Linked DNA regions of Homo sapiens: region 1 is linked to region 2. Evidence: chromatin loops called from intact Hi-C (ENCODE). Cell type or tissue: endothelial cell of umbilical vein. All regions are shown on one strand. Links, peaks and the distances in the headings refer to the core of each region. The heading gives the core; the rest is flanking DNA.

Region 1 (16,747 bases), core at 3,097-11,096, 95 kb before region 2:
TCATATCTTACCAAACAAAGCTTCAAAAATGAAGCAAAACTAAAGTCTTTCCCAGACAAATAACTACAAAGAAAACGTATTACCATTAGACTAGTCAAACGAAAATACTCAAAGAATTTGTAACATGGAAACAAAAGGATGATATTCACTATCGTAACAGTATACATAACTACAAAGCTCACAGCCCTTATAAAGCAATTACACAGTTGAAACTCCAAGGCAACTAGCTAGCAACACTATGACAGGAACAAAACCTTTCATATCAATATTACTCTTGAATATAAATGGCCTAAATGCTTTACCTAAAACATACAAAATGGCAAATTGTATTTTAAAGAAAAAAAGACACAACGACTTGCTACCTACAAGATAGTTACTCTTGGCTAAATACTACAGACAAAGTAAAGGGGTAAAAAAAGACATACCATGCAAATGGAAAACAAAAATGAGCATGACCAGCCATCTTCATATCACGTAAGACAGACTATAAACCAATATCAGTAAAATTTATAGAAAGTAGGATATTAGATAATGATGAAGGGTTCAATAGAAGAAGAAGATTTAGCTATTCTAAATATATATGCACCCAACATTGGAGCATCCAGTTTCATAAAACAAATACTACTAGACCAGGAAAACAGATTCATAGCAATAAAATAATAGTGAGTAACTCAACACCCTACTGATAACGCCAGATTATTGGGGCAGGAAATCAACAAAGGAACTCTGGACATAAGTGACTATAGAGCAAATGAACCTTACAAAATTGATGTACAAAAGTCAGTAGCATTTTTAATACATCAATAATGTTTGGTGCTCTCTTCAGTAGCACATATACTAAAATTAGAATGATACAGGAAAGATTAGCGTGGTCCCCGTGCAAGGAGAATATGCAAACTCATGAAACTTTTCCTATTTTAAAAAAGTAATATTTGGGCTGAGACCCAAATCAAGAACTCAATCACATTTACAATAGTCACAAATAGATGAAATACCTATAAACACATTTAAGCAAGGAAGTGAAAGATTTCTACAAAGAAAATTACAAAGCACTGATGAAAGAAATCATAGATGACAAACGGAAAACATTCCATGCTCATGGGTTGGAAGAATTGATATCATTAAAATGATAACACTGCCCAAAATAATCCACAGAGTCAACACAATCCCTATCAAATTACCAACATCATTTTTCATGGAATTAGAAAAAAACAGTCCTAAAGTTCATACAAAACCAAAAAAGAGCCCAAAGAGCCAAAGAATTACTAAACAAGAAAAACACATCCAGAGGCATCATATTGCCTGACTTCAAATTACACTACAAGGATTTAGTAACTAAAACAATGTGGTACTGGTACAAAAAGAGACACATAGATCAGTGGAACAGAATAAAGAACCCAGAAATAAAGCCACATACCTACAACCAACTGATCATCAGTAAAGTTGACAAAAATAACAAATTTGAAAAGGGCATCCTATTCAAAAAATGTTGTTGGGAAAATTGGCTAGCCATATGCAGAAGAATGAAAACCGACCCTTATCTCTCACATTATATAAAAATTAAGTCAATATGGATGAAAGACTTAAAAGTAAGACCTGAAGCTATACAAATTCTAGAAGAAAGCTAGAAAAAAACTCCTCTGGAGATTGGTCTAGGCAAATAACTTATGATGAATACCCCAAAATCAAATGAAACAAAAATAAAAATAGACATGGGATTTAATTAAACTAAAAGCCTTCTGTACAACAAAAGAAATAATCAACAGAGTAAACAGACAACCTACAGAATGGGAGAAATATTTGCAAATTATGCCTCTCACAAAGGACTAATATCCAGAATCTATAAGGAATTCAAAATCTCAATAAGATACAAACAACAAACCCTATTAAAAACTAGCAAAGACATGAACAGATATTTATCAAAAGAAGAAATAATAAGTGTAAAACAAACATAAAAATTGTTCAACATCATTAAACATCAGAGAAATATAAGTTAAAACCACAATAAGATATTATCTCACAACAGTCAGAATGACTAGAATTAAAAGTCAAATATAACAGATGTTGGCATGTATGCAGAGAAAAGGGAATGCTCATATACTGTTGGTGGGAATGCAAATTAGTTCAACCTTTACGGAAAACAATATGGAGGTATCTCAAAGAACTGAAAATAGAACTCCATTCAACTCAGCAATTCCAACACTGGGTATTTATTCAAAGAAAAATAAATTATTGTATACAAAAGACACCTGCACTTGTATGTTCATCACAGCACTATTCACAATAGGAGAGTCATAGAACCAACCTAAGTGTCTATCCAATGGTTGACTGGATAAAGAAAATGTCTGTGTGTGTGTGTGTGTCACATTTAATATGGCATATCACATCAATAAATGTTGGTATTTATTGATGTAATACACATATATACGTATATGTATTATATATATATTAAATACCATGTACACTCACACATACACACACACACACACACATACACACATAAAATGGAATACCACATAGCCATAAAAAAGAATGAATGTCCTTTGCAGCAACATGGATGGAGCTGGAGGCCATTATCTTAAGGGAACTAGCTCAGAAACAGAAAATCAAATACTACATGTTCTCATTTATAAATCAGTGCTAAACAATGGGTGCACATGGATATAAAGGTGGAAGTGATAGACACTGGTTACTCTGAAACAGGGAAGGGTGGGAGGACAGGGAAGACTGAAAAAATGCCTATTGGGTACAATATTCACTATTTGGGTAATGGGTGAATTAGAAGCACAATCTCCACCAGCACATAACATAACAGTGTAACAAACACTCACATGTAATCTCTTTATCTAAATTAAAATATTTTAAAAAAAGAAAAGAAAAGAACAAGTGTTGCTGAGGATGTGGAGAAATTGGAACCCTTCTGCACTGTTGGTGGGAAAGTAAATGGTGCAGCTGCTTTGAAAAACAGTACTAAGTTTCCTCAAAATTTTAAAAATAGAACTACCATATGATTCAGCAATCTCACTTCAAGGTATTGATCTAAATGAATTGAGATCAGGGTCTCAAAGAGTTAGCTGTGCTCCCATGTTCATTGCAGCATTAGTCATAATAGCCAAGATGTGGACTCAACCTAATTGTCCATCAACAGATGAGTGGATAAATAAAATATGGTAAATATATACAATGGAATATTATTCAGTTTTATAAAGGAAGGAAATTCTGTCATATGCTACAATGTGAATGAAACTTTAGGACATTATACTAAGTGAAACAGGCCAGTCACGTAAGGAGAAATGTTGCATGATTACACTTACATGGGATATTTAAAGTGGTCAAACTCACAGAAACAAAGTAGAATGGTGGTTGCCACGGCCTAGGAGAAGAAAGAAATGGGGAGTTGCAAAATGTGTGTGGAGTTTCAGTCAGGCAGAATGAAAAAGCTCTAGAGATGTGCTGTGCAACAATATGCATACAATTAACAATACTGTACATACCGTACACTGAAAATTTTGTTCAGAGAGTAGAATTCATGATATGTCTTTTTTTTTAACCACAATAAAGAAGTCATGCGAAGATGTGTGTTTTGTCCACTGTTCCCTTCATGGGCTTGGGCTGTGGCTGCCAAATGTTAGGTACTCCATGTATATTTTCTGAATGGACTGATGAATGAATGAACACACATCCTGGCCCCAAAGCCAACTGAGACTGATAAAATCTCAAAGTACAATTGCCTTCTTAAGTGGCTGGTGGTGTGGGGCTCATAAGAGTTTTAAATCCAGACAAACCATGTTTTGAATCTGCCTTCTGACCCCCCTCCTCTGGGTGACCTTGCATAAGCGTCTCTGGAGCTGTTTTCTCATTATCTTGGGGATAGTAACATGTATCTCCAAATGTGGTACAAAATCCTACTGGATGATATGCATAAACCTCTGAGTATGCTGCCCTGCGTGGAGTACATGCAGCACTCCTCAACCCCTTAAATACCAGAATTATGTTCTCCATCACCATCACCATCCACATTCTCATCAATAAGCCTGCAACACCTTGCCCCTGATGACAAAGCTCTGTATTCACATGATCTCACCCAATCACTGTAGCAGAAACTCTAGAGAAAGAGGGGCCGAGGTGGCTCCTTTTCTCACTTTAAAAGCACATCAACTAAGACTATGGGCACATCGACTCAGCATCACACAGGGAAAAGTAGGAATAGGTGGACTGATGGATACCAAATCTCATGATTTTGTTCCAGCTTCATGTCTCAATCTAGAGGTGTCTAAACACCTCCAGAGGCTTCTACCTCCTGGAGCAGGCCAGCTCCTCTCTCACCTGGCCTCCTGCCTTCCTACTATGTATTCATACTGCAGCCTGCAGGAACTTTCCAAAACATGAATCTCACCGTGCCTGTCACTGCCTAGAATCCTTCATGGCTTCATGCTGCTCTAGGGTTAAGACCTTTGCATGGCTGGCAAGGGCCTCGGCATTCTGAGCACAAATTGTATCTCCGACTTGTCCTGCATCTTGCTCCTGATTCTCTGTTGGATTTATCTGTATGCATCTCCCACTGGCTACCAGAAAAATGAGACTTGCCTAATGTACCCCATCAGAGTGCAGTTGTGGGCTCACTGTACACGCGTGTGCTTGCCTGTGAGCTCCTTCATTATATCTTTCCTATGAGGACAAAGCCCAGCCAGGCTGGTTTACTACTAGATAGAACAGTACCCAGCATACAGCAGCTGCTAATTGTGTTCATTGAATACATGAATAGATGAACACATACATAAGTGAAAGCATACATGGGCACATGCACATATACTTCTGCACTTGGAGCCTCTGTGCAGGCCTCGACAGGGCTTTTCCCGCAGCTGTCAAGGACAAATTCCAATACTCAGGCTGGTCTCAGCCCCTACCCACACCTTCTTGTTCCTTTACCCTCAGACCCATCCATCTCCTTTCTTCTTAAAGACAGCACACAAATGCCTGGTTGGCATTTGCGATTGGCTGGGCCCCATGTTACCTGAGTGGAATTCTGTTCCATGACAGTAGTCCCTTGGGAGAAATCCAGGAGAGCAAACTGCACAGGAACAGCTTCCTAGAAAATTGTAAGATTTGAAAGTTCTTTTAATGAATTAAATGGAGAAGAAAACTCCCGAAGATGGATAAAGCAGTGAGGACTTTCATCACCCTTCGGCCTTTTAAAATAAAACTACTTTTTTAATTGTGGTAAAAAATATACATAGCATGACATCATCATGAACCATTTCCAGAACTTTTTTATCTTTCAAAACTAAATCTCCATACCCATGAAACATAACTCCCTATTTCCTCCTCCCCCAGCATTCTACTTTCTGTCCCTATGATTCTGACTATTCTAAGTAGCTTCTGTAAGTGAAATCATACCATATTTGTCCCATGGTGTCTGACTTATTTTACTTAGCTTGATGCCCTTGAGGTTCATCTGTGTAATACCATGTTGTCAAAACTTTCTTCCTTTTGAAGGCTGAATAATTCTTCCTTGTGTGTGTATATCTCATTTTGCTTGTTCATTCATGTCAATTGCAACCCACTCTTGGGTTGCTTCCATCTTTTGACTATTGTGAATAATGCCGCTATGCACATAGGTGCACAGATACCTGTTTGAGCCCCTGATTTCAATTCTTTTGAGTATATACCCACAAATGGAATTGCTGAATCATGTAGGAATTATATTTTTAATTTTTTGAGGCACACCATTCTGTTTTCCACAGTGGCTGCACCATTTTACATTCCCACTAATACTGAAAAAGGGTTAAAATTTCTCCACATCCTCCCCATCACTTGTTTTGTTTTTACAATGGCAGCCATCCTAACAGGTTTGAGGTGGTGTCTCAATGTAGTTTTGATTTGCATTTCCCTTATGATTCATGATGTTGAACATCTTTTTGTCTGCATTTTTCATTCGTTGGAGAGATATAAAATAAAAAGTCCTTTACCAAGTTAAAAAAAAAAGGTCATGTTTACTTCATGGTGCTTTGTATGATTTTCTTTCAATCATCACTGATGATACTTAAAGATAAATTATTATTTGTAGTCTCCAGTATGTTGCTTATACTTTCCAATTTTTAAAACATTTAAAACAGCTAGATTTAATGACCTATCCTAAGTTTTTTTGTTTTTTGTTTTTTTTTTTTAACAGAGCAACTCATTCAATCTATTTACACCAGTTTTTTTCTTCCTCTTGTTAACTTCATAATTTCTTACTGACATTGACCTCTCTCACACAATACTTTTATACTCTACTTTCTTATTTATAATGTTTATGCTGTTATAAAATGTGTCTATTGTCAACGCTTGTAAAACATATTTTATCTACATGTCAAAAAATAACTCTTGCCTATTTCACACAAAGAATATTTTTGTATGGCATTGAAATTAAGTTCTCATATATTCTCAAGCTTGACTAGGGAATTGTTTCTTCCCATTTAACTTCTTGAACTTATAGTATGATGTGAACCTTAATTTACTGAAGTATATATTAAAAATTAGGAAAAACAGCTCTATTACATTCTTACGAATGTTATCAGAAATGTCATCACTGAAACTTCAGGAAAGAAAGTGACAGATGATAAAGGCCTACTGATATAATCCCCACTCACTATTTCCACTCACACCCCTTCTCTCTCTCTTCAGCTCTCCTATTTCCCACACCAATGTGCCCGTCCCCACTAGAAAAAAGGGAAGGCTTTCAGTGAAAGAAATGTAATGTAGCTAGCCATTGAAGGAACCAGGAAGACTCAGCCCTGCACTATCACAAGGAAACAAATGTGAGAAAAGATAAGAAAACTCAATGAGAATGCAATAGGAAGAACCAAAGAAAATTGTCTAAGCAACAGAACAGCACAAGAAAACATACTTAATAGGAGGAAACAGGCACAGTTCTTGAGCAGTGAATCATAAGAATTAGAGGCCATCTAGGTTTCTGATTTTGGAAATAATGTTTTATAGAGTAAAATCTAAAACAGAAAGCAATCATTATAAACAATTTTCTTCCCTCCAAAAACTTTTCACTGGGCACTCTGCGATGCTAATGCCGTAATTACTGCCTCTAACTCTGCACCTCATTCAGAAGTGCTACCGGCAGCACATGCCTTAAGTGAGCCTCAGAGTGTAGTTTTCCTTGCAGCCCTCCACCTCACCCCACAACAGAATAGTCACACTCTGAAGTTCCATAAACACAAGGCTGGGGAAATTGCCTCAGCAAAAAGTGCCTGCTCTCCAACCTACGCTGTCAGTCTAACAAATGGCCATGTTACAGCACCCTCGTTACATTATCCCTCTACCTGTGCTCAAACACTAACCCCTCATACATCCTCAACGATTTTGTTGCAATGAGTATCCTTCTTCTTCATGATTAATTCCTCTTTTCCTCTTTCTTATCTTTGTTTTTCTTTTCTTCTTTTTTTTTTTTGTGTGTGTGACTATTTCTTTTGGAACTGGATCAAGCAAAAAACAACTCCCTCAGTTTTATGATTTCCTATAACATATTCCCATCTGTTTCCGTTCCTCAAAGTTGAGCATCTTGAGCTTTCTACATGCATTGTCCCTTTTTCTTATTCAAATCTCCATGCATTGCCGTCCACCTTCTTCCCCATTACAAAGAAACTACTTTCACGCAAATTTCCAGTGACTGCCTGGATTCAAAGTGCAATGTACATATTTAATCACTCTTCTTTTCCTTCTCTACGACTTCTCTTTTCACTTCTCATGATGTCATTAAAAAATAGCATCTTGGAACACACCCAGCCCTTGATTTCCAAGACACTATTTTCTATTATTTGGGTTTTTTGTTGTTTTTCTACTTAATATTATCTTTGATTTGTTTTTCCCCAACATTCCTTAAAGACAAATGTTTTGCTCTTCTATCCTTAGTTTTTTTTCTGTTAATTATTTACATTCTCTCTGGCTTTAACTAAAATATGTATACTAATGACTTCACATCTTTTTTAACAGTATAGAAATTTTTTTCCAAAATTTAGAGCTGTATTTCCAAATTCCTGCCATACTTCAACACTTGGAAGTAACATTCATGCTTAAATTCAGCATGGCTAACACTGAACTTGTCATCTCCAATCCTGTTTCTATTTCAATTGTCTTCATCTTGGGTAATTGCATCATCTACTCATCTAAGTTGAAAATGATCCTCAATACTCTCTTTACCAAATCCTTCCCTCAACCATGTGTTATTAAGCCCTGTAGATTCTACCTCCTAATTATCTCTCAAATTGGACCCCAGCCCTGCTGCTTTCAATCTATCATCAATTTATTGTTAATGTTTTAAAAAAATCATGTTGAAAGTAAAATGAAAAGGGTTTTTGTGTAAATACCTCCCAGGAGCTCTTACTATTTGTGAATCTTCAATTCATTTAATACTACTGAGTTTCTAGCTTGTCAAATCTTTAATGGATGAGAAAAGCAACCTCTTTACAAGGTTAAATTAAATCATGCATACACAAGTGCCTGCCTCTCGGTAAACACTCAACAATATTATTATTATCATCATCATTAACTTTACTGCTATTATTATGACTTATCCTGGTTTAAACCCATGGAAGTACTACAGATTTTCTTTCAGTGTTCTTTATCATCTAATTACGAACTTCTCTAGCCTCATTTTCTTATGCTCTTTGACAGAAGCCCTGCTTTTAGTGAGGTGCTTTTTCTTCTTGCTTTTCTAAAATAACTACTCAAATTCTTGTTCTTCTTACATAACTACTGAGAAATCTGTCAAAAACCCATTTCAATAATTACTTATTCCAGAAGGACTAACAAGAAAAGATGCACAAGGAAACATTGCAAAGAGACAGAATTTTACAGAATATTGAGACATATCTTAATTGGGGTGGAGGTTTCACAGCTGAATGTCAAAAGTCATCAATCTGTAGAGTAAATGTGTCCATTTTATTATATGTAAAGTATACCTCAGTACATTGATTTCTAAATGATTTCATACAGAACGTCTTCAGTAACTCCTTTCTTCCCAGGCTGAGATATGTGATCATATGTGAGTGTCCAGCGTGCATGCATACAATCTCCGCATAACACTTATTCTATTTTCATCTTATTAAGTGCCGAACTTATTATGAATCTCCCTATAAATTATAGGACACTCTTTTCTAAATCTTTAGCTCCAGCATCTTGTATAAGACCTAAACACAGCAGGACTTCAAAGCATGTTTATAGAATCAGTGAATTAATAATTACACACTGAGTATTTTAAATATGTGTTACCCACAAATGTCCTTTACTCTCATACTTTTGTCAAATTAGTACTAATTTTTCAAAATTCCACTTGGGCATCTTCTTCTACATGAAGACTTTTCTATCCCCTTCCTTGTTACAGTACTTTCCTTTTTCTTTTATTTCAGCTTTTGTATATGGGGCAGCTTTGGGGAATGGTTGGGGAATTATTAGAATCTGTTATCAGAATACTAGGATCAACAGAGATGAATACAAGAATTAAAAGAGGAAAATCCAAGTAAACAGCTTAGACTAGGATAACCTGAAAGTTGAAAAGAAGTTAGGTAAAGTAATGCTTTAACTTAAGGCTATGCTATCTTACTGGTAAGTGTATTATTGGTAAATAATTTACTCAGCTGACATTTTAGGGGTGTGAGAATTAGGAAAGACTGATTCGTATTATAAATTCAGATTGAAATTTGGTAACATTGTAGAAATATCTGAGTAAGCATTTATAATTGATTGAAAGATTAAGATCACATGTTGTGTGACATATCTAATTCATACAATCAAATATTAGAATGTTGCACATAATTGCTAGTTAATAACCACTTTATTTGATCATAAGATTAATAATCATATTAATGTTTTGAAATTAAAAAGTTAAAATATTGCATATTGCATACAGGACTTATTTTCACTTTGTGGGAAACAAACAAGTAAGGATCAGTTAAGGACTGTCATCCATTCATTACAAAGAATATCTGTGCAGCACTGAATACCAAGGACATCTTGAACTGGGAAAACTGTGATGAGAATATGGGACTACATATATCAACTGCATGTCACTTCCAAATATACCAAGAACCTTGACCAGAAAGAACCATAATGCCCACTGGACAGAGGCACTTACAGGGCGTATTACTAATAAATACCAGCCTACAAAGTACCAAGGAGTGTGATCCTGTAAGAAATACATCCCTACCAGCAGGAAAGGCTCCTGGGGTTATAGACGGGCTAGGGGGACCATTTTATAAACATGAAGAATATAAAGTCAAATGACCTGGCCTCAAGGGAACATATAAGCAGTCATGTGACTGACAGTTTGCTTTAATAACCCTATCACATAAAGTATCTTTATTCTTGAACTAGGAAGAGACACAAAATCCAATATCCAATATATTCTCCCCTTTTATATATATATATATATATATACACACACATATATATACACATATATATATACACACACATATATACACATATATATATACACACACAAATATTTATACACACACACACACACACACATATATATAAAATGAATTGAGTGGCCAAATAAGTTGTAAATGAATAAATGATGCATAATATTGGAGAATAGCTCCTTGTGTTAGAGAAGATAGCTATTTTTTTATTTTCCAACTTTCATTTTAAATTAAGGGACACAGGTGCAGGATGTGCAGGTTTGTTACATAGGTAAACATGAACTATGGTGGTTTGCTGCACAGATCATCCCATCACCTAGCTATTAAGCCCAGCATCTATTAGCTATTCTTCCTGATTCACCCCTCCTCTCACCCCACCCCGTCCTCAACAAGCGCCCGTGAGTGTTGCTCCCCACTATGTGTCCATGTGTTCTCATCATTCACCTCCCACTTATAAGTGACAACATGTGGTATTTGGTTTTCTGTTCCTGTGTTAGTTTGCTGAGGATAATGGCTTCCAGCTTTATCCATGTCCCTGCAAAGGACATGATCTTGTTCCTCTTATGGCTGCATAGTATTCCATGTTGTATATGTACCACATTTTCTTTATTCAGTCTATCATTGATGGGCATTCCATGTCTTTGCTATTGTGAATAGTGCTGTATGAACATACAAGTGCATGTGCATGCATGTTTACACTAGAATGATTTATATTCCTTTGGGTATAGACCCAGTAATGAGATTCCTGGATCAAATGGTATTTCTGCCTCTAGGTCTTTGGGGAATCACCACACTGTCTTCCACAATGGTTGAACTAATTTACACACCCACCAACAGTATAAAAGCATTCCTTTTTTTTTTTTTTCCAATAACCTCAAACACACCGGTTATTTTTTGACTTTTTAATAATAGCCATTCTGATTGGTGTGAGATGCTATCTCATTGTGGTTTTTATTTGCATTTCTCTAATGATCAGTAATGTTGAGCTTTCTTTCATATGTTTATTGGCCGTATGTAGAGAAGACAGAATTTTTAAAATCTCAAATGTACCAATTATTGTTTATTCCAAGCCTATAGTTTTTCCTAAAGGAAAACCTCTAGATCTCCAATCAATGTAATTTTAACTAATATTTAGACCCACATGATCCAGCCTCTACCACAGATTGAACTAAATAAAAATGGATAAATCATCCAAAGGCAGCTAATCCTCAGATTTAACAGTCATCTATGATGTCTAGCATGGAAGTGAGATTAGCCAATAGGATTATCAGGTTTGAACCTGACTTGTCAAATGAAGGCATCAAGGTATTTGATAGATGCTAAAACCGAACAGTCATTAGAAAGAGAATACAGAGTGAGGGGATAGTTGTAAACAGCTTGATAAACTGAAGCTATAAGAGTATCAAAATTATAAGTAAGAAAACTAATGATATAGAGAAAAATACAAAGACGGTAAAAAAGCTCAATGGTAAACACAGGAGTATGGAAATGTGCAACTATGTCTCAGTTATTTTAAAAAGCCACCAATTCTAATATCCACGTACAGCTCCATTCTAATAATCTGTTTTTGTGTCCAGCTTTTTCTGGCTTCTCCATTTATATGTGTCTTCCCAACAACCCTATAGTCTCCTAAATTAATTAAGACATAGCTTCTTGAAACAAACAAACAAACAAAAAAGCTATACATTTTAGGCATCCGAACACACAGTTACTGACTAATGCCATATTTATATAAACTATAGAAAAAAGTTAACTTTCTAAGAAACAAAAGTTGTATTTTTATAGAAATTGTCACCCATTATCATTAAATAGTATTTTAAGCATAGATTTTTTTTAATCCACTGAAGAAAAATTACAGCAAAACCAATTAACTCCCTTTATTTCCTTTTTCTACATGACATGAAAGTCTGCACACAGAACTTTAACTTTTAAGTCTGAAAGATAGTCTCTTCATTCTTTTCATTTAACAAAAAACAACTAAAGCTCTTGATATAGCCAGAGAAAAAACAATACTGTGAATGCCAGTGTTCACTAAGAAAATCTTGCTTTAAGGTACAAAGATATCAAAGATCAGTATCATATAGCCAATATAATTCCTAAAACTTTGCATTCACAATTTTGTAAGGAACAGAAATTCTTATGATACATTCACCTAGTATATCACACCAGATTGAATATTTCTTCCAGTAATTTCTGTATATTTAGGTATTGGGATACCTAAAATAAAACAAACACAAATGAATATCTACTGTTTATACACTTCAAAAAATCAAGGAACAAATGCTTCTTATGTTCGATACAAATTACATTGTATACATGTGTGATATCCTGTTCCATGACACAACTGGGTGGGATCAGGGAATTATACAATAGGTTGTAATCATTTTATCTGGGTGCTCTCATTCACTGGGTCAATGCTATTTTTTTTCCCATGAGAACACTCTATAGCAGTAAAGCACCAAATGCCCTCGCCTCTCCTGACTAAAATACAAGGTATTTACAGTGTAGGCCATATGTTAACCTTTTCACAGAAAGAAAAAGATACAATGTTTAGATCTTTCAGAAATAAATGGTACAATTCCATGTCCTAGCCACTGTATCTGTGGAGCTTAGGAGGTCTTGCCCTCATCTAATCACTGATACTTTGCTAACTTCTTCTAAAGCATTATGCCGGAAGACACCATAATAAGTATCCTAGACTTCTGGAAAAAAAGGAAAGAAAAGAAAGAAAAGAAATGAAAGAAAGAAAGAGAGAGAGAGAGAAAGAAAGAAAGAGAAAGAAAGAAAGAAAGAAAGAAAGAAAGAAAGAAAGAAAGAAAGAAAGAAAGAAAGAAAGAAAGAAAGAAAAGAAAGAAAGAAAGAAAGAAAGAAAGAAAGAAGGAAGGAAGGAAGGAAGGAAGGAAGGAAGGAAGGAAGGAAGGAAGGAAGGAAGGAAGGAAGGAAGGAAATTTAGCCCTAGAAACAGTTTATTTGAGCTGCTGTAGCCCTTCTAATCTCTTCGCACCACCCCTGGACAAATGGTATACTTGTTTTACTATCCTATATCAAGGAAAATTCTTCTCCAAGGTTTTATGTGCTTTAAAATTTGTCTCCACTTCCAAGCTCCTCTCTCTCCGTACTCATCTCCCTAAAATACAAAGTACTTTCTTATATTTCATTATTCACTTGTCCTAAGCGTGAAATTATCAGGCCATGTGGGTTGGAGCAGCTGCTTTTTATATATTTGGAGGACTTTTTTTTAATTAATAGGTCCTGAAAACCCTCAAATTACAGCACACAGCAATCCTTTTTACCAAGCTTAGCTAACTCAAATATTAAATAAATAGATAGTAAAGAATGGAAAATTATTTTTGTTTTGTTTTGTTTTAAGGAAATAAATCTTTTTCTGCTTCAGATAAGGCAACTACATGTTATGGTTAATTCTCTATCTTATTTATCTTTTGAACCTATGTATTTCTGGGACAATGACTGAACATCTCATTGGAAAATAATAAATAAATACAATAGAACAAATTATATTTTTCCAACTATCAGAGAAATAAAATTACCAAACATGCATGGCTGTTATAACACAAATGAGAGTGAAATAATTATAGGTTCAGAAAGAGTGAACACTAGTATGTTTATTTAAAGTGTATTTAGAGAATATGACCAGCAAGTTAAAGGTACAAGTTTCCAGATATTATTTGCTTGTGATGATTTCAAAGTAAATCATCCTTACCCATATATGTTTTCACAGTCAGCATGAATTTTGGATAAAAGCTCTGATATAATGAAATGACTTTTAAACTTTTAGAAACTAACCTTTCAGAGTCACTGTCAGGAAATACGGGTAGCTGTTAGATGGAGTCTTTGTGCACCAGTCTGTGAGAAAGAAAATTCTTATTTCCACCAAAGAACAGGTAAAAACCTTAAAATATTTCTCATGAAATGCTTTAATGCTTTCAACTGTCAACCCAGAAGAAGGTATTCAAAAGAAATTGCGGAAAATAAATGTTTTATGAAACATAAGGAAGAATACAAAACATCTCTAATTAACATGCATAAGTGCTTGATAGTCACCGTGTACAAGGCAAGCTCATGTAATGGTTGGATAGTTATTCATACATTTGATCAATCATGCCTTTCTCATAATAAATATAAATCCTTATTGTTGATTGAATAATCTGGTTATAATATTGGCATAAATGGTAATCCATATATTAAATGAAAAGAAACACCTTAATTAAGCCACTATCGCACAGAGCTTTTTGAGGTCACAGGTCTTTTTATTTGCCAATCATATTTGTTAGTCAAGGAGGAAAATAAAATTTTTAAATATGAAAGCAACATTTGTTTTTCCCAAGGAACTATACAAAAAAAAATGCCCTCTGATAGCCATGTGTAACGAGAGAGAGAGAGAGAGAGAGAGAGAGAGAGAGAGAGAGAAAGTGAGAGAGTGAGCAAGAGTGAACTAAAACACTTCTTTAGATAAGGCACAGTACTTGAAAATACAGTCATGTATTGCTTAACTATGGGGATATTTTCTAAGAAATGTATCATTAAGCAATTTTGTAATCATGCAAATATCATAGAGTGTACTTACAAAACAGATAGTTTAGCCTACTATATACCCAGGCTCTATGGTAGAACCTATTGCTCCCTGACTACTATCCTTTAGATCATGTTACTGTACTGAATGCGGTAGACAATTATAACACAATGGTAAGTATTTGTGTATTTAAGCATATGTACATCTAGAAAAGATATCGTAAAAATTGTGGCATAAAAGATATCGTAAAAATTGTGGCATAAAAGATAAAAAATGGTACACCTGTGTATTAGTCTGTTCTCGTGTTGCTATAAAGGAATACTTGAGACTGGGTAATTTATAAAGAAAAGAAGTTGAATTGGCTCACAGCTCCGCAGGTTGTACAAGCTGGCATCTGCTCAGGCTTTGGGGAGGCCTCAGAGAGGTATTACTCATGTAGAAGGTGAAGCAGGAGCCAACATGCCACATGGTAAAGAGTAGGAGCAGAGAGATGGCTAGGGGAGGAACCACACACTTCTAAATAGATCTTGCAAGAACTAACTCGCTATTGTGAGGACAGCACCAAGCCATGATGTATCTGCCCCCGACGACCCAAGCACCTCTCACCAGGCACCACCTCCAACACTGGGGACATGGGATTTGGGTGGGACAAACATCCAAACCATATCTACTTCATAGGGAACTTACCATGAATGGAGCTTACAGGACTGGAAGTTGCTGTGTGGGTGAGTTGGAGAGTAAGTGGTGAGTGAACGTGAAGGCCTAGGATGTTACTGTACACTACTGTAGACTTTAAAACATGGTATACTTAGACTAAGCTAAATTTATGAAAAATATTTTTCTTCAATAATAAATTAAACAGCTTACTGTAACTATTTACTTTATAGACTTTTCAATTTTTTAACTTTTGACTCTTTTGTAATAACACAGCATAAAACATAAACACATTGTACAGCTGTTCAAAACTATTTTCTTTTTTGTATTCTTACTCTATAAGCTTTTATCATTAAAAAAATTTTTGTTAAAAATGAAGACAAAACTCCACACATTACGCTAGGCTTACACAGGGTCAGGATCATCTGCATCACTGTCTTTGACTTCCACAGCTTGTTTCACTAGAAGGTTTTCAGGGATAATAACAGGCATAGAATTCTCTTTCCCTATGATGACAATGCCTTTTTCTGGAATATCTCCTGAAAGACCTATGTGAGGCTGTTTTACAGTTAATGTATTTTTAGTAAGTAGGAGTACACTCTATAATAATGATAAAAAGTATACTTTAGTAAATGCACAAACCAGTAACATAATGGTTTATTATCAAGTATTATGTACTATATATAAGTGTATGTGCTATTATTTTATAGGACTGGTGGCATAGTAGGTTTGTTTACACCAGCATCACCACAGACATACAAATGTGATGTGCTACAATGTTACTGTGGCTACAATGTCACTTGGTGATAGGAATTTTTCACCTCCATTATAATCCATGGAAACAGCATCTTACATGTGGTCCCTCATTGACTGAAACTTTGCTGTGCAGTGCATAAGTATATAAATGAATATACTAATTGCTTCCCCTAGAAAATGTGCTTTGTCTATGTTGCTATTAATAGCAATCTTGCCTTAAAAAAATCTGTGGTAAGGAAGCCTCTCTTGAATTTAATAAGGTTGGGGGTCCATAATACAATAATCTGAAATCAAAAATGCTTGAAAATTTTGGAGCATTTGACATGACGATCAAAGAACATGTTCACTGCAACATTTTGGATTGGATTTACAGATCTGGGATGCGAAA
Region 2 (16,747 bases), core at 3,315-11,314:
TCTCTCTCCCTCACACCCTGGGTTATTACTGAAAGATGGAAGGGAAATAAGGGATGCCTATTTCCCTGTGTTTCAGAATGGGCCACCAGCTATCTGCACAATTCCCAGTCTATACTCCTCTGGAGTATATCCTGAGTCACTGGGACTACTTTGACCCTCAGACTCTGGAGCAAAATCACCTCAAAGTCCCTTGAACAAAGGTTTGGCCAAATTATGATCTGCAGGAAGGACTGGCTTGACCTCAGGAGGGAATCATTCATTTTGATACCATCCTGTAGTTAGACCTTTTCTGTAAATATGAGGGCTAATGGTCTGAGGCCCCATACGCACAGGCTTTCTTTACTTTGCAGGGTAATCCAGACCTTTGCCAACATGGTAGGATTGATCCAGCCCTCCTGTTTGCCATCTCAGGAGAGGCTGCAAGGGTAATCCCAGGGAACTAAAGAAATGAACCCCACAGGCACCTCCAGAAGGAAGCCAGGTTCCTCCAGCCCTGCTCCTCTGGGTCTACCACATCCTTCCTATCCAGTTTCTCTCTCTTGCTTGACCCCTCCTAGAAATCCTCACTTTAGACAAGCCCCAGCCTCACTCTTAGCCCTCCAACAGATGCCTGGTGATTTTGGCCCCAGTAAGGTCCAGGTCCCCTTCTCGCTACAGGACTAAAGACAAATTAAGGGGGATCTTGGCAAGCTTTCAGATGACCCTGACAGATATATGCAGGCTTTCCAGAATTTAACCCAAGTATTTGAACTCTCCTGAAAGATATTATGTTACTTTTGAATCAAACTCTAACACTGAGAAGCAGGCTGCTCTGCAAGTGGCAGAGAGATATGGGTATGAGCTTTGAATCACATATAGTGTCAGGGAGGGAGTAAAACTTTATCCAGCTAGAAGTGAAGCAGTATCATTGGATGACCCTAAATAGGATCTCAGTGATGAGATGAGAGAATGGAAGAGGAGACACTTTCAAGTGTGCATAATGGAGGGCTTAGGTAGGTCTAGAACTCAGCCTCTCAATTATACCAAGCTATCAATGATAGACCAGGGATTTGATGAGAATCCCACTGCCTTCCTGGAGAGACCTTGGTAAGGCACACCTCTCTATCTCCTGATTCAGCTGAGGGACAACTAATCCTAAAGGACAAATGTATTACTCAGGCAAAGACCCTGATGTCAGGAGGGAGATGCAGAAACAGGCCCTGGGACTAGATAGTATTTTAAAGAACCGCCTAAAAGTGGCCAGCTTGGTCTTTTATAATAGAGAAGGGAGGTCCAGCAGAGAGAAAGGAAACACAGAAAAGAGACAGAGGCTTTAATGGCAACCACACAAGCCCCAAAACACCAGAATTCCTGAGATGCCCTGTTAACTGCTACAGATGTGGTAAGCCAGGACATGTTAGAAAGGATTGTTCAGGCAGCATGAGGAACCTGCCTTGACCATGTTCAATTTGCAATGGGGACCACTGGAAGGTGGACTGTCACCAGGAACACTGGTCATTGGATGCAGAGCTAATCTCCCAAGTGCCCCAACAGGACTGATGGGTCCCAGTTCTCCTCTTCCCAGCTCCAGTGGTCCAGACCACTATTATCATCCAGGAGCCCCAGGTAGTTCTGGAAATCGAAGGAAGGAAAGTGGACCTCCTTCTGGACACCAGGGCTGGTCTCTCAGTTCTCCTCTCCAATCTGGGCCCCCTCTTCTCTCTTAGCATGACCATGAGGGGCCTCTCAGGAAGGCCTTTAACCTGATATTTTCCCCAACACCTTAGTTGTAGTTGGAAAAACCTCTTGTTTACCCATACCTTTCTAATTATGCCTGAAAGCCCAACTCCATTGTTGGGCAGGGATATTCTCTCCCATATGGGGACCACTATTATGATGGTCCCAGGACAAACTCTTTGTCTCCCCCTAGTGGAGATAGACATTAACCCAGAAGTTTGGGCCATTCACTGCAAAATTGGCCAAGCCAGAACCGCCATAGCTGTCTGGGTCCACCTTAAGGATCCCACCTTTTTTCCTAACCAGAAACAGTATCCCCTGAAACCAGAAGTTAGGAAAGGACCAGAAGCCATCATTGATATCAAGGTTTCAGGGCCTCCTCAAACCCTGCAGTAGCCCTTGTAATACTCCAACATCAGGGATACAAAAGCCCATCATGGAATGAAAACTAGTTTAAGACCTCCGCCTTGTTAATGAGATTGTGGTTCCAATTCACCTGGTGGCTCCCAATCTGTATACCCTCCAAGCTCAAATACCTGAGGTAATTAAATGGTTCATGTCCTAGACCTGAAGGATGCTTTTTCTGCATACCACTATACCCTGACTCCCAGTATTTGTTTGCATTTGAGGATCACTCTCAAACCAAACCAAACCAAACCTCCCAGTTAACCAGGATGGTGTTACCTCAGGGATTCTGAGACCGCTCCAACTTGTTTGGGCAGGCATTGTCAGGAGACCTCTCCAAGTTCCTCTATCCTCAGGTTAAAGTTTTACAATACATAGATGATATTCACCTCTATGCTCCAACTGAGGAAATCTCTCAGGAGGGTGGTAAGGTTCTTCTTAATTTTCTGGCTAACAGAGGATATAAGGTTTCAAAATTTAAAGCTCAGCTCTGTCAGACTTCAGTGAAGTACCTAGGCCTGATCTTGTCAGAGGGAACCAGAGCATTGTGCTCAGAAAGGATTAAGCCCATCTCCTCCTTCCCCCTCCCCCAAAACCCTGAAGCAACTGAGGGGGTTCTTAGGCATTACAGAATTCTGCAGACTATAGATACCTACATATGGTGAAATAGCTCATTCCTTTTATCACCTAATAAAGGAGACCCACTCGACTAATACTCATTCTCTAATTTGGGAACTGGAGGCTAGAAAGGCCTTTGACCAACTAAAATACACATTGCTTAAGGTACCAGCCCTTAATCTCCCCATAGGGAAGACATTTAATCTTTATGTGTCAGAAAGAAAGGAAATGGCCCTGGGGGTTCTAACCCAGGCCCAGGGTCCAGCCCAGCAGCCTGTAGGCTACCTAAGTAAGGAGCTTAATTAAGGTAGCCAAAGGATGGCCAGCCAGCCCCCGAGCATTTGCAGCAGTAGCCTTGCTGGTACCAGAGGCTACTAAGTTAACCATGGAGAATAACTTAACTGTTTACACTCTGTATAATGTGGCAGGACTGCTGTCTTCTAAGGGGAGTCTCTGGTTAACAGACAGCCACTTCCCCAGGTATCAAGCTCTGCTATTAGAGAGATCTGCAGTTCAATTAAGAACCCATCCCTCCCTAAATCCAGCCACCTTCCTCCCAGAGGAAACTAGGGAGCTTGAACATGACTGTGAACAGATAGTAGTACAAACATATGCAGACAGAGAAGACCTCAAGGAAACCCCCTTAGAGAGCCCAGACTGTATTCTCTTCACAGACGGAAGTTATTTTGTAGAATAAGGGATCCATAAAGCAAGGTATGCAATAGTTACTCTAAACGATACTGTTGAGAGCAGGGGTATGTCTCTCTTCGGGCACAAGTGCTCAACTAGTCAAACTAATTGCCATCAGAAGGCACTCAAGCACAAGGAAAGCAGTTAACATTTATACTGATTCTAAGTATGCTTTCCTAGCTGTCCATGCCATGCCAATATCTGGAAAGAGAGAAACTTCCTCACAGCTAACAGGTCTCCCATTAAATACCATCAGGAAATTAATACACTATTATCCTCAGTTTTCCTCCCACAGGAGGTGGCAGTAATACATTGTAAAGGCCACCAAAGAGAGATGGATGAAATAGCCAAAGGAAATAGGTTGGCAGACCAAGCAGCTAAATCAGCAGTGAGAGAGCCCTAGATTTCCAATCTACTTGAAGCTCCACTGATCTGGGAAGGGCCCATTAGAGAAATAAAACCTCAATATTCTCCTGTGGAAACAGAATGGGCCACCTCTTGAGGATACATCTTTCAGTCCTCAGGATGGCTACAATCAGAGAATGGCAAGCTTCATCTACTGGCTATGAACTAATAGAAAGTTCTTTAAAGCCTTCACCAGGTCTTCCACCTAGGTAAGGATAAAACCTATCAATTGGCCCAGAGACTGTTATATTAGGTAAAAATATTATACAAATGGTTAAACAGATTGTTAATGCTTGAGAGACCTGCCTTAAAATCAATCCCCTCAACCGATGTCTTATTCCTCCAGGAACCCAGAGGATAGGAGGCTAGCTGGGGGAAGACTGGCCAATGGATTTCACCCATACGCCAAAGGCAAGGGGGCATCCAGTACCTTCTAGTATGTATAGATACCTTCACTAACTAGGTAGAATCATTTCCACGTTAGACAGAGAAAGCCTCTGAGGTGATAAAAGTACTAATGAGATAATTCTTCACTTTGGACTCCTTAAGTACCTGCAGAATGATAATGGCCCCTCATTCAAGGTGGCCGTCACCCAGGGGGTCTCAAAGGCACTAGGCATATGGTACCATCTTCATTGCGCTTGGAGACCACAGTCTTCAGGAAAGGTAGAAAAGACAAATAATATTATCAAAAGGCACCTCAGGAAACTGTCTTGGGTTACTCATCTCCCCTGGACAACCCTTCTCCCCATATCCCTACTACATATTAGAAACACTGCTTCAAAGCTAGGTTTGAGTCCCTTTGAAATGATGTATGGACAGCATTTTCTCACCAATGATTTCTTGCTAGACCAAGAAACCTCTGATTTGATTAAACATATAATTTCTGTGGCCCATTTCCAACAGGAACTGAAACAACTAACGAAGGTCTAATCCCATGGAACTAGGCGCACCTCTACTCAACCCAGGAGACCTAGTACTGGCAAATGTACTTCCTTCCCTTTCTCCTTCTATGAACCCAGATTGGGAGGGACCTTATACTGTATTTCTTTCTACTCCTACGGCAGTGAGGGTCACTGGAATAGATTAATGGACTCATTATACCTGAGTAAAGGCCTGGGAAGCCAACGGAGTTACCTCTGTCAACCCTGAAGAGCACCCGAAGTACCAATGTAAGGACACTGGGGACATCAAGCTAAAAATCACAAAAGATTAGTGTTAATAATTAAACTTAGTTATTATTTAATTAGTGTTACTAATTAACCTTTCATTGATATCCTCTTTATAGTCTTGCTGCCCTTACTTCATTTTGTTCTATACCACAGGCGTACAATGTTGCTTTCAGGATGATTAGTATATTTCACTTCTTATTTCAGTAATCTTTGGCATGAAATACTCTTCTTTTAACTCCTCTTTGTAAAATACACATATTTGATCCATGCATACTTAATCTTGATAAACTTGTTTTTTCTCACCTAGAGGCCATCAAACTCCAAGCGGTTAGGCAACCAGAGCCTCAGACAATGGCTCCCTTTTTCCAGGGACCCTTAGGCAAACCTCTGGGAGGAATCCGACTACCATTTTTCCTCAAAACAACACCCCCTTTCAGCAGGAAGTAGCTAAGACCAGTCAGCATTCATATTCTTTTTTTTTTTTTTTTTGAGACAAAGTCTCGCTCTGCCACCCAGGCTGGAGTGCAGTGGTGAGATTTTGGCTCACTGCAACCTCTGCCTCCCGAGTTTTCAAGCGATTCTCCTGCCTCAGCCTCCTGAATAGCTAGGATTACAGGCATGTGCCACCATGACTGGCTAATTTTTGTATTTTTAGTAGAGATGGGGTTTCACCATGTTGGCCAGGCTGGTCTCAAACTCCTGACCTCAGGCGATCCGCCTGCCTTGGCATCCCAAAGTGCTGAGATTACAGGCTTGAGCCACCATGCCAGGCCATCATTCATATTCTAATAGCAGTTAGATGTGCCTTTTCAGAGTGAGGAAATGATAGGGACAGGAGGCAGGGAAATTCTGGTCAGAAGATGTCAGGTCCCTGGTGAGGGCCCCACCCTCAAGCTGAAAAGCCCGATGCCATGGCCCAAAGTGAGAAATTACATCCCTGTTTTTGCACTTGAATGTTGCCTTTTCCAAAACCATCCATGGCCCACCTCGCCCCCATCTTTTGCCCCTCCCCGCAAAAAACCCAGGCTTAGCTAGCAGAGAGAGGAGAAGCAGCTGGAAGTCAGTGACTACAGCTGGACGTTGGAGAGAAGTGGCTTGACTTCAGGGGGACAGCTTGACAGTGTAGCTTCAGAGAGGAGTCTAGCTGGGGATGGCCAGACTTCAAGGGAAGATTACCTCTCCACTCCATCTCCTTTTCAGCTCCCCTTCCTGCTAAGAACCACTTTCATTGGAAATAAAATCCCCCACATTTACCATCTCCAATTTATTTGTGCAACCTTATTCCTCCTGGATGCTGGACAAGAATTTGGGTGCCATGAATGCAGGTGCAAAAGGCTGTCACACTGATGCTCCACTGAGCTGTTAACACTTAAGCCATCCATGGACAGCAGACCTAAAACAGTACTGTAACACTTCTGGGGCTTCAGGGGTCATGGGCACCCCCACCTCCAGATGCTGCCATGGGGCTGCTACAGAGTTTGCCCTTGCTGGCACCCAAAAGCACTCGCCCCAGCTCTTGTACCCACACACCTGTGTGCTCCCCTTCCCATGAGGGGTGGAGCACAGCAGGTCTGAGTGAGTAGAGTTCACCCCTGCCAGTGCCAAATCAGCTGGCTAGTTCAAGTACCCGTGCATTCCAGTTCCCGCCAGAGTGAAGTGTTCAGGGAAATATCCTGCTTCACCCTGGCCACATAACCCAAGCCTCATAACCACCCTTTACACACTAAATCCACTGTAGATGTTTGGCTATTGATTTACTTCAGAACTATTATTTTATTTAACAAATTTCACTGGCACATTTTTTTCTTCAAATGAGAATTATAGCAGGGATTTCTTGAATTAAAAGCAAATAATTTTCAAGCAAAATTTTAAGAACTATGAAAAATAAATCACTTGCAGACATATTGAAACCATAACTAAAAAATCTTGTAAAGTTTTTGTCTGGTTTAGGGTTTTCCTGGAAGAAACTTCTGAGGGATATTTTACTAGAATGAACAATTTTGTTTACTTTGAACACGTAAAGTAATTTTATCCTGACAGGACATATAGTTTCATGTAAAGAAAAGAAAAATAACGATATGTGTAAGGGAGAGAAGCTCAAGATCAAATGTTGATTGTAGACTGTCAAACCCTCACTAGTGAGGCCTCTGGGGCCAGCTTCACACTGAGGGTTCCTAGAGAGGCAGCTGGTGTGTTAATGGAAGAAGTTAAAAAAAAACAAGTGTTTGCTTTTCTTTTCAGTTACATAAGCCTCAACAGACAATTCTCATCAATTCCTCAATTTTTATCTGAATTCTTTATTTTAATTTTTTGATAATAAAAGGTTTTCCTTTGTTTGCTTTGTTGCCTAGGAGATAGGTGACAAAAGAGGAAATGAAACAAATGAAGGCTGTGGAGAAAAGAGAACAGTGCTAATTTTTTTTTTCCTGTTAATTCGAAAACCTAAAAATACATGACTGAAAAAAAAAGAAAGTTGAAGGGAATGTCAAATTATTATTTTGAGGATGTAGCAACAAGAAGAGATCTGGGTAAAATTAGGTAATATGAATTACTGAATACATATTCCTATTCTAACCTCTGATAAGTTGTAGAGATTTTATCCTGGCAATTTTTTCAAACTATTATTTCTAATATCTAAACATGCATTATAGTTATGTATATTTGACTGTTAAAATTATCTAGCAATATACTGACAACTGAAAGTCTAGAATCTGACTAGAAAGAGAAGTTTTATAGCTATTGTGAGTCAGTCGGTTTGCACACAATTCTTTCACTCTGTGAAGATTGTTATCAACATTTTAAAAATGAGAAAATTGAGGCTTAAAGACATAAAAATAACATTGGTGGAGTCTGCATTTGAGAGGCAATGTTAACCTAGTAGTAAGTAAGGAGTACTCTTTAGGGCTAAGACAGGCCTATGACATAATGACATAATCCTGATTCTCTTCCTTACTACCTGAATGACTGATGCTGTGATGCTGGATAATTGACTTAATCTCTCTAAACCTGTTCCCTGCCTTATAATCAGGTGTTATGAAACCTACCTTGAGTTATTCTAAGGATACAAGGTAATGCTAGCACAGTGATCATAAATATTTATTGCTCAAAAATAGCTGTTATTGCTATACTATTATTGTTATTATCTCTCGGTCTGTCTGAGCCCAGTGTTCTTCCCTTACCACTCTGACATTCAAATTGAGTTCCAGAATTTATAGTTTGATATTTAGATTTCTATACTCTACTAGCTTACCATGAGATAAACTTGCTTCCTGAAGGAACAGTAGGTAAAAGCCTCTTTGATCATTCATTGTTCAGAGGTAAATCTCATTACCCTGGTCTGCAGTAAGAATAGGAAAAAAATGGTACTCTCATTTCAACTTATGACCATGGTAACTATCAGAGCTGGTTCTGGGTAAAATTGTGAAGAAAAAAAAAAAAGCTTTGTAAACTTTTCCCTTGTTGTCTGACATTATTCCCTTTAACTCTTAGTGTTATCTGCAGTTATATTTAACCTGCAGCTATATTTTCTAAAAGCCCTTATATTCCTTTTAAAGGAACATTAGTTATCGCTAAGTACCTGGACAATATATTTTCTGGTGCAAGGAGTCAGATACAACCACACAATGAAGGGGCCTCTTCAAAACTGTCAATGTCATAAAAATCAGTAAAATTCTGAAGAACTATTTCAAAATAAAGGCAATTTAAAAAACATGACGAATGCAATCCATGATCCTGAATCAGGAAATAATGTTGCTATAAAAGACAGTAATTTGGACAAAAAAGTTGAAATTTGGATATAAATAAGGTATTAGATAATCAGTTTCTATGAAAGTAACATTTCTGAATTTGATAATTGTACTGTGATTATACAAAAAAATGCGCTTCTTCTTAGACATGCACACTGAAGTGTTTGGAGTGAAGGTCATGATCTCTCGCAGCTTACTCTCACATGGATTACGCCAGAACAAAAAGAAAATAATAATGAGAATGTCCACATCAATATGTCTTGAGCGACATAAAGTGAATGTGGCAAAATGTTAACAACAAATGAATCTAAATGAAGGGTATATGGAATCCCTTGTAATTATATTGCAACTTTAGGTTTGCATTTGTTAAATGAAAAGTGTAATTTAAAAAACATCAAACACCAAAATAGTCTATAGAATAATACAACTACAAAGTAATTAATTAACAAACATAATCTAATTTTTTTAGAAAAAAGCAGAAATCAATAATGATCAAAAATTTGTTTGGGATTTAGTATAATAAATATATTAAGAGACATAAAAGAGAAAAGAAAATTCCTATCTCCAGAAACTTACAATCTAGAAAATAAAGTAGGTATACATAGAAAAAATAAAATATTACAACAGCTTATAAAACACTTTCTCAAGTATAACATAAAATTTCACCTGAATATCAGTATTTCATAAACTGAGTTGTTTTTCCCAGGTGATACTCCATACTACCACTATTATATTGATAGGAATAAAGTAAATTATAATTATTAATAGCTAAAAATTTATGCATCGTATAGAGAACAAACACAAACAGCTTTGAAGTCAGACAGACCTTGGCTTAAATTCCACAGCTACCACTTACTAGTGAGTTGGGCAAGTTACTTGTCCTCTAAAAGCATTTAGTTTTTTCACTTGTAATTATCATAAATTCACAAAGTTATTGAGGAAATCATACAGATTCACAAAACATTGTGGGCATTTAAGAAACACAGCATGCGCCCAATAAATGACTGACATTATTATTGTCACTATAGCTATATCATTTGTCTCAGGACACTACAGAGTTAGCACTCTATTTAGTGGAAGATTACTCTTAATCTTAACTCTTCTAATCATCCAAACTTCAACAAGGATTTATGTATGCTGCCTTTTATCTTACTTTAAGATAAAAAGTAAAAGTCAAATTACTTATATTTAAGTTGACTTTTATAAAACTATAGTAAAGACTATAATTTTGAGAACTCTGGGTTCAAATTAAAAGAGCAGTTGTTTGAGAGTGAAAACAGTTGTTTGTATATTTTTAGTTATTTCAAAAGCTTGATTTTAAATATGAAGAGTGAAAGCATGTTCAGACTTGTAATCCATAAAGTGGAAACAATAAGTAAGTAGAGAAGAGTTGTTTCCTGTCTCTAATTGGTAAGATTTGAAAAAGAAAGCAAAGAAGGGGAAATTAGAAAGAAGATGACTGGATTTTAGGCCCTGGTCAGTATCTGAGAAAGAGGCTCAATGACCTAAGCTCCAGGCTAAGCTCTGGGAATTAACTGGGAAAACAGAAACCCTTATGCATAGGTCTTTATCTCACAGGATTGGAAGATCTAGAGCATGAGAAAACTGTAGCCTAGCATCCTAAATTACTCCAAAATAGCAGTCTGATAAACAGCTACCATTTACACCGTGATTCCTGACCAGCAGAATAGAAAAGCTTAGAGAAACATAAGGATAGATGGAGCTTGAAGGTTGTATGTGGTCCAGGATAATGAGGGAACAGTGGTTGAAATTCCTTGCTCTTCCCCCTCTCAAAAAGCAGAGAATGTCTTAGAGGATTAATGGACAGCAGAAGTTTTGAGGTTGAGATAAGGAGGATTAAATGTTCCCATAGAGGCATTGTTACATTCTAGAGCAATATCTCTAGAGAAGGTAAGAGGAAAACAGAAAGCACAGCTGAGAGGCTAAGAAGCTGGGGAAAGAAAACATTTTTGGCAGTCTCTCAATGCTTAAGACAAAAATTGAATCTCAGAACCATCCAAGAAAGAGGGGTTCTACTATAGACCCTGAATATTTAGTTTGTATCTCCAAAGGATACACCCTAGAAATAAATATGAGCTGGAAATAAACTAACACTCGCAGACTGAAGACCAACTTTGAATCAGTTAAAAGTATAATTGGATTAATTTGCACCAGCTACAACTTAACTACCTACCAGAGTCAAAAGAAAAATCCTCTATGGAGAAAGATAATGTGATCTAAAAACATAAAATCACATCTAACATTTTTTACATACAATAATACTCAATAAAAAACAGGCAGCAGGAAAAATAAATAAATAAATGTAAATAAAAGGAAAGAATTAACTGAAAATAAAATGAAGAGAAAAATCAGCTAATAGATCCACTGGAGATCCATATATTGGAATTTGGAGTAATAATTTTAAAATAATGGAGGTTAATATGCATAAGCATTAAATGACAAAACAAACAATTTCAGCCAAGAACTAGAAACTATATGAAAGAATCAAATGGTAATTCTAGAATTGAAGAATATCTGAAATTAAGAACTCAGTAATGTCTAATATAAAAGATTAGACAAATCTGAAGAGAGAAGCAGTAAACTGGACAGTATCTCAGAAAATAAATCCAATCTGAAGCACAAAGAATGGAATATAAAGAAAAATGTGTAAAGATATACGAGTCATGGTGAAAGAGTCAACCAACGGGTACTTGGATTTCATAAGGAAGAGAAGATGAAGAATGGGATAAGGAAATATTTGAATAAGAAATGGCTTCAAATTTTAAAAAACTGCTAACTACTTCAAGAAGCAGTACAAACTAGCAGAATAAATTCAAATATAAGAAGTTATTTGCATATAATGGTTAAAATGACTGAAAATAAAATACAAAAACAAAGTGAGCAAATAGAAGGTACGAAAGGACAAAGATGACAAAGAAATGCCTGGTTAAAAGAAAACACAAACAAATTGGAAAATAAAATTTAGTAATTACAACAAATGTAACTGGATTATATCATCCACTAAAACAGATATTCTTGGATTGAATTAGGAAAAAAAATAATCCTTTTACACCCTCTATCAGACACACACTTAAAAGAAATACTACATAGAAAATCGGTGTGGAGGAAAGCTATAGCAGACAAATGATAATAAAAGTGAAAATTGTATAGTCCAAGTAATATTTTATAAGAGAGAATTTTAGCAAAAAAGATTTTAAACTGGAAGTTTCCAAGTTACACAATAAGAGTTTTTGGTTAACACACCAAAATGCATATTCCTTAGCGGCCACAGAGAAATTAAGCCAATGAGTCTGACATTAAGGACAAAGAAGGCTGGTAGCAGTGGCTCACGCCTGTAATCCTGACACTTTGGGAGGCCAAGGCAGGCGAATCATGAGGTCAGGAGTTTGAGACCAGCCTGACCAAAATAGTGAAACCCTGTCTCTATTAAAAATACAAAAAAAAAAAAAAAATTAGCTGGGCGTAAAAGTGGCGCTCGCCTGTAATCCCAGCTACTAGGGAGACTGAGCACAGAGAATCACTTGAACCTGGGAAGCGGAGGTTGTGGTGAGCCAAGATCGCACTTCTGCACTCCAGCCTGGGCGACACAGTGAGACTCCACCTCAAAAAAAAAAAAAAAAAAAAAAAGGACAAAGAGATGTAATAAACATATTTTGGAGAAAAATTTGCCTTCTGGCATTGAATGTAGGCTGAATTTCAACAGACAGCACTGGCAGTATCTGTCTTAAACATTCAACTTATATTCCTGTTTTATCATTTAATACTTTTTCCATAGGTTTCTTGTGAGGATTAAATGAGTTAATACTTATAAAGCACTTAAAACAGTGATTTTCGTCTAATGTCTGTTCAATAAATATTATGTATTGTTGTTATTGTTAGAGTATTGTCCCCTAGGATAATATTTCCTAGAATAAATATTCTAGTTCCAATGTCTTAATATACTGCAATTAAGGGATTTTTAAAAATTGCATGGTGAGACAATTTATTTCCATGTGTTCTAAAATGTGATGAGAAAGATCAGAGATTTTTAATATAATCTCAATTCCAGTCACTGTTTTGAACAGAATACCAAATAAAATGATCTTTCAAAATAAAATAGTTAATTCTTAAAGTAAGCCCTCCAAATCACTATAAATCACTAAGGCAGGTATTATTATCCCCATTTTGCAAATGGAGAAACTGAGATCCGAGAGATCAGCTGATTAGGCCAAGATTACAGAAAAGAGTAAGGCCAGACATGAACTCATATCTGAGTCTATGTCCAGTGGTCTTTAAAAAGATCAACTCTATTAAAAACACACAAAAAATAAGTATTACATAGACAGGAGGATGAGTAGCTGTATCAGGCAAATAATAATAATAATGATGAAAGTTTGATAGTGATTTTAAAAACTGAAAATAGCATCTCTATGCCTTTAGTGACTCAGAGTCTCAGAATAAAAAAATAATAGAATGGCCAGGCGCGGTGGCTCACACCTGTAATCCCAGCACTTTGGGAGGCGAAGGTGGGTGGATCACGAGATCAGGAGATCGAGACCGTCCTGACTAACACCGTGAAACCCCGTCTCTACTAAAAAAATACAAAAAATTAGCTGGGCATGGTGGCAGGTGCCTGTAGTCCCAGCTACTCGGGAGGCTGAGGCAGGGGAATGGCATGAACCCCAGAGTCGGAGCTTGCAGTGAGCCGAGATCGCGCCACTGCACTCCAGCCTGGGCAACAGAGCGAGACTGTCTCACAAAAAAAAAAAAAAAAAAAAAAAAAGAAAGAAAGAAAGAAGGAAAAGAAAAATAATTGAATGATAAAATAACTGAGAGTGTAGAAAATCATACATATAAGAAAAACAGATTTACATACATGAAAGCTATTCTAGTGTCAATTCTTTACATTAGGAGGAAGAGTTTTATTTTTAATTTATTCAACAAGAGAAAGTGAAAAAACCATATAAAATATCCCCTTTTTGGAATTTTCCCCCTAAAACAACAGAAGAATTGCAACATATAAATTAATAAACATCTGATGTGATTGAGAATCATGAGACAAATCTCTTAAGGAAAGAAGGTCAATGTAACCACTCTTTCAGGTTATAGTTTAATGGCTTACAGAATGTGAGGAGGTCTAATAGGTGGTGTTTTGCTGAAGGAGGGTGGTGTAGCACATTGTAGGCAGTATCACTGATTAGCATAGAGGTGATATTTTGATTTGTGGGTCTGAAGAATGTAATCCAGGAATATAAATGTACTTTTAATGCAAACTCTAGAATCTTATACGAAATGTACTGATTGTCATGGACTTTCGTGTTTTTTTTTTTTTAATAAAAAATCCAGCTCCGTTGTTCAACTATGGTTATAAACAACCTCCCATAGATATCTTACTCTTCTATCTGAACTCTTAGGAATATAAAATTCTCAAACTGTCATTGTTGATTTGTTTTTAGACAGTTGGGGAATGGGAAAGACTTCTCAATGTTCAATTTTTTTTCTTAAACCGTTCTACTGTAATGCAATTTTTAATAAATGTTTTAAAATGTCAATCAGAGAACCTTCAGAAAAACATATAATGATAATTAGTGCACACAGATCATATTTAACTTCTGGAACATCTATCATTCTGTCATTGTTTTAACTTAGCACTGCACTGTTCTTTGCCTGTTATTAATTAGGCACTTTGGTTATTATTCATTTCTTTGTTACTTGAAATGGAAAAATCATTTCAAATTAACAGCTATCTTATATTAACTTATTCATATCAACTTGCTTCATTTCAGTCATTATTGTCCCTCTTATAATTATGACTATAAATTGACACCGATGTTAATGCATATTTGTGGCAAAATCTGCTATTGTTCACCAATGTCTTTTCTTCCTTTTTTTCCATAAGAACCAAATATCTAGTTTTTAGCTAGACACATAATCAAGTAGACTGACTAAAGACTACATTTCCTAGCCTATTTTTCTGCTAGGCATGCACACGTAATTGACTTCTCACTAGCAGGATGTAAATGGAAATGATGTGTACCACATCAAGTCACACTCATAAGCGAAAGGACTTCTTCCTCTGGCCGTAATGCGGGACTGCTGATGAGCCTTCTTAAACATGAGGTTGAGGGCATTTCCCAGTAGTGTGCTGGAGCTAACTTATGCCAGAGCTGGAATTTTGCAATCCAGTGTTTGAACCATTGACACCCTAAAATTGGCTATTGTGGGAGTATTTATGCAACAAAAATCAGCAAATAATACAAATCAGTAATTTTTTCTCAAAGAGCCAGTTTACTTGCACACCTTTGGCAATACACAAGGTAGAAGTAAAGCAACAAGACAGAAAGGCTCTGGATCCTTGTATAATCATAGTTCAAGTTCTGGACTTCTTATGCTTAAACTATACATGAGTGAGAAATAAATTCTAGATTTTGAAATCCACTGTTATCTTTGTTACAGCTGCTGAAAGTACTAAACGATCAAAACTACTAAAATGCCTTCATTTATAGACCCTTTAGGTGCTGTAATCTTCTTTGAGAGCCTACATAGTTTGACAATGCTGGTGTGTGTTTTACACACTTAAAAATTCCACTTCTTGAAGCTAAAAAAATAATATATTATATATATACATATACGTATGTATATGACAATCTTTACCTGTCTTCAGACTGTGATTTATACCATTGGTTCCCCAGATTCATATATATATATATATATATATATATATATGGACTTGGTTTGAACCATCTAGAAGCCCACGCAAAAAAGAAGCACAAAGACACTAAAACTCTATACACTATCAATAAAATGTTTAGATGAAGACATATTTCTGCAGCTTCCTATTCAAAATTGGAGCATTCTGGAAGTCTAATTTAATTTAATGATAGAATTCAAAATACATAATGAAATATATATATATAATTTTATAATGCAGCAGTTTTTAACAAGATCTGTGTTCTCCAATTTGATGACCTATATTTTTTTACCAGTTGACTTCAATGAATATGGGGCATTTTTCTAAATGGAATATTTTATCAAAAGTGGATATGTTTCTGAGGTTAAATTAGTATTAACCTTGTGCCTCAGACTAGAATTCCAGAAGTGAAGTAACAATATGTTTGACATACTCATTAATCAGAGGATGTAGTTTATTACATAAATAAATGTCACATAACAACGTAAAAGTGTTTCATAATTTTATCTATCTAAAGAAAATGTAAATTTTATTTAAAATGTAAATCTTTATAAACTTTAGTTTAATATAGAGTGGATTTCATGAGAAAATTAATTTGTTGGAGTAAATCATTAATAATATTCCTGTTTAAAAAAGGTTATATGATAATTAATTCTATGTGTCAACTTAACTGAACCAGGGGTGTCCAGTTTAAACAATATTTCTGAATTTATATGTGAAGGAGTTTCCAGGTGAAACTAGTGTTTGAATCAATGGACTCAGTAAAGTAGGTTATCCTCCCTAATGTGTTTGGGCATCATTCAATTCCTTGAGGGCTTAAATAGAACTAAAGGTAAAGGAAAAATGAATTCACCTCTTTTTGCTTCTGTCTTCCTGCTTTAGCTGGAACATCAGTCTTTACTTGTTCTTCGACTGGGATTTACACCATTGGTTTACCAGATTCTTGGATTTTCAAACTTAGACTAAATTACACCATCAGCTCTTCTGGGTCTCCAACTTGCAGATCATGAGACTTCTCATCTTCCATAATTATGTGAGCCAATTCTCATAATAAATCTCTTCCTATATATTCTATTTGTTCTTTTTCTCTGGAGAACCCTAGCACAGGTAACCAACAGTGTTAGTTGGAGTTTGGTTATAGTTTGACCTGGAGAATTTTGTATTACAAATCATTATACACTTTGAGGTTAGTCCCAATAAGATCATAGTGTAGTTAATTCCTCCAAAAGCTGTGATAAAAATTATCTTTGCCATTTACTTCTAACAGCTAGATTTTCCTGAATACAGGCAATCCTGAATTTGGT

What was found. A loop is a pair of places that touch in the nucleus more often than their neighbours do. Peaks named below come from ENCODE experiments on the same cell type or tissue, not always from the same donor. Only the 100,000 strongest peaks of a DNase experiment are listed, where the experiment ranks them.
Region 1: it touches region 2 in a loop (6-fold over the local background); 2 of 110 quality-filtered maps call a loop at or near these places.

Annotation. Positions count from the first base shown.
Region 1 is chr2:187,254,871-187,271,617 of GRCh38, reverse strand. The region is part of intron 2 of CALCRL-AS1 (CALCRL and TFPI antisense RNA 1); the gene reads right to left. It also overlaps the pseudogene RNU6-989P. Among named protein-coding and RNA genes, the nearest start is that of CALCRL, 190 kb to the left of the region's middle. RefSeq lists an enhancer at 7,236-7,919. In endothelial cell of umbilical vein, for the core only: no CTCF peak of the experiment used is centred there; DNase peaks (open chromatin) are centred at 6,717, 7,157 and 7,347; H3K4me3 peaks cover 334 bases; H3K27ac peaks cover 2,938 bases.
Region 2 is chr2:187,159,939-187,176,685 of GRCh38, reverse strand. The region is part of intron 1 of CALCRL-AS1 (CALCRL and TFPI antisense RNA 1); the gene reads right to left. Among named protein-coding and RNA genes, the nearest start is that of CALCRL-AS1, 170 kb to the right of the region's middle. RefSeq lists an enhancer at 1,790-2,084. In endothelial cell of umbilical vein, for the core only: no CTCF peak of the experiment used is centred there; a DNase peak (open chromatin) is centred at 7,295; H3K27ac peaks cover 869 bases.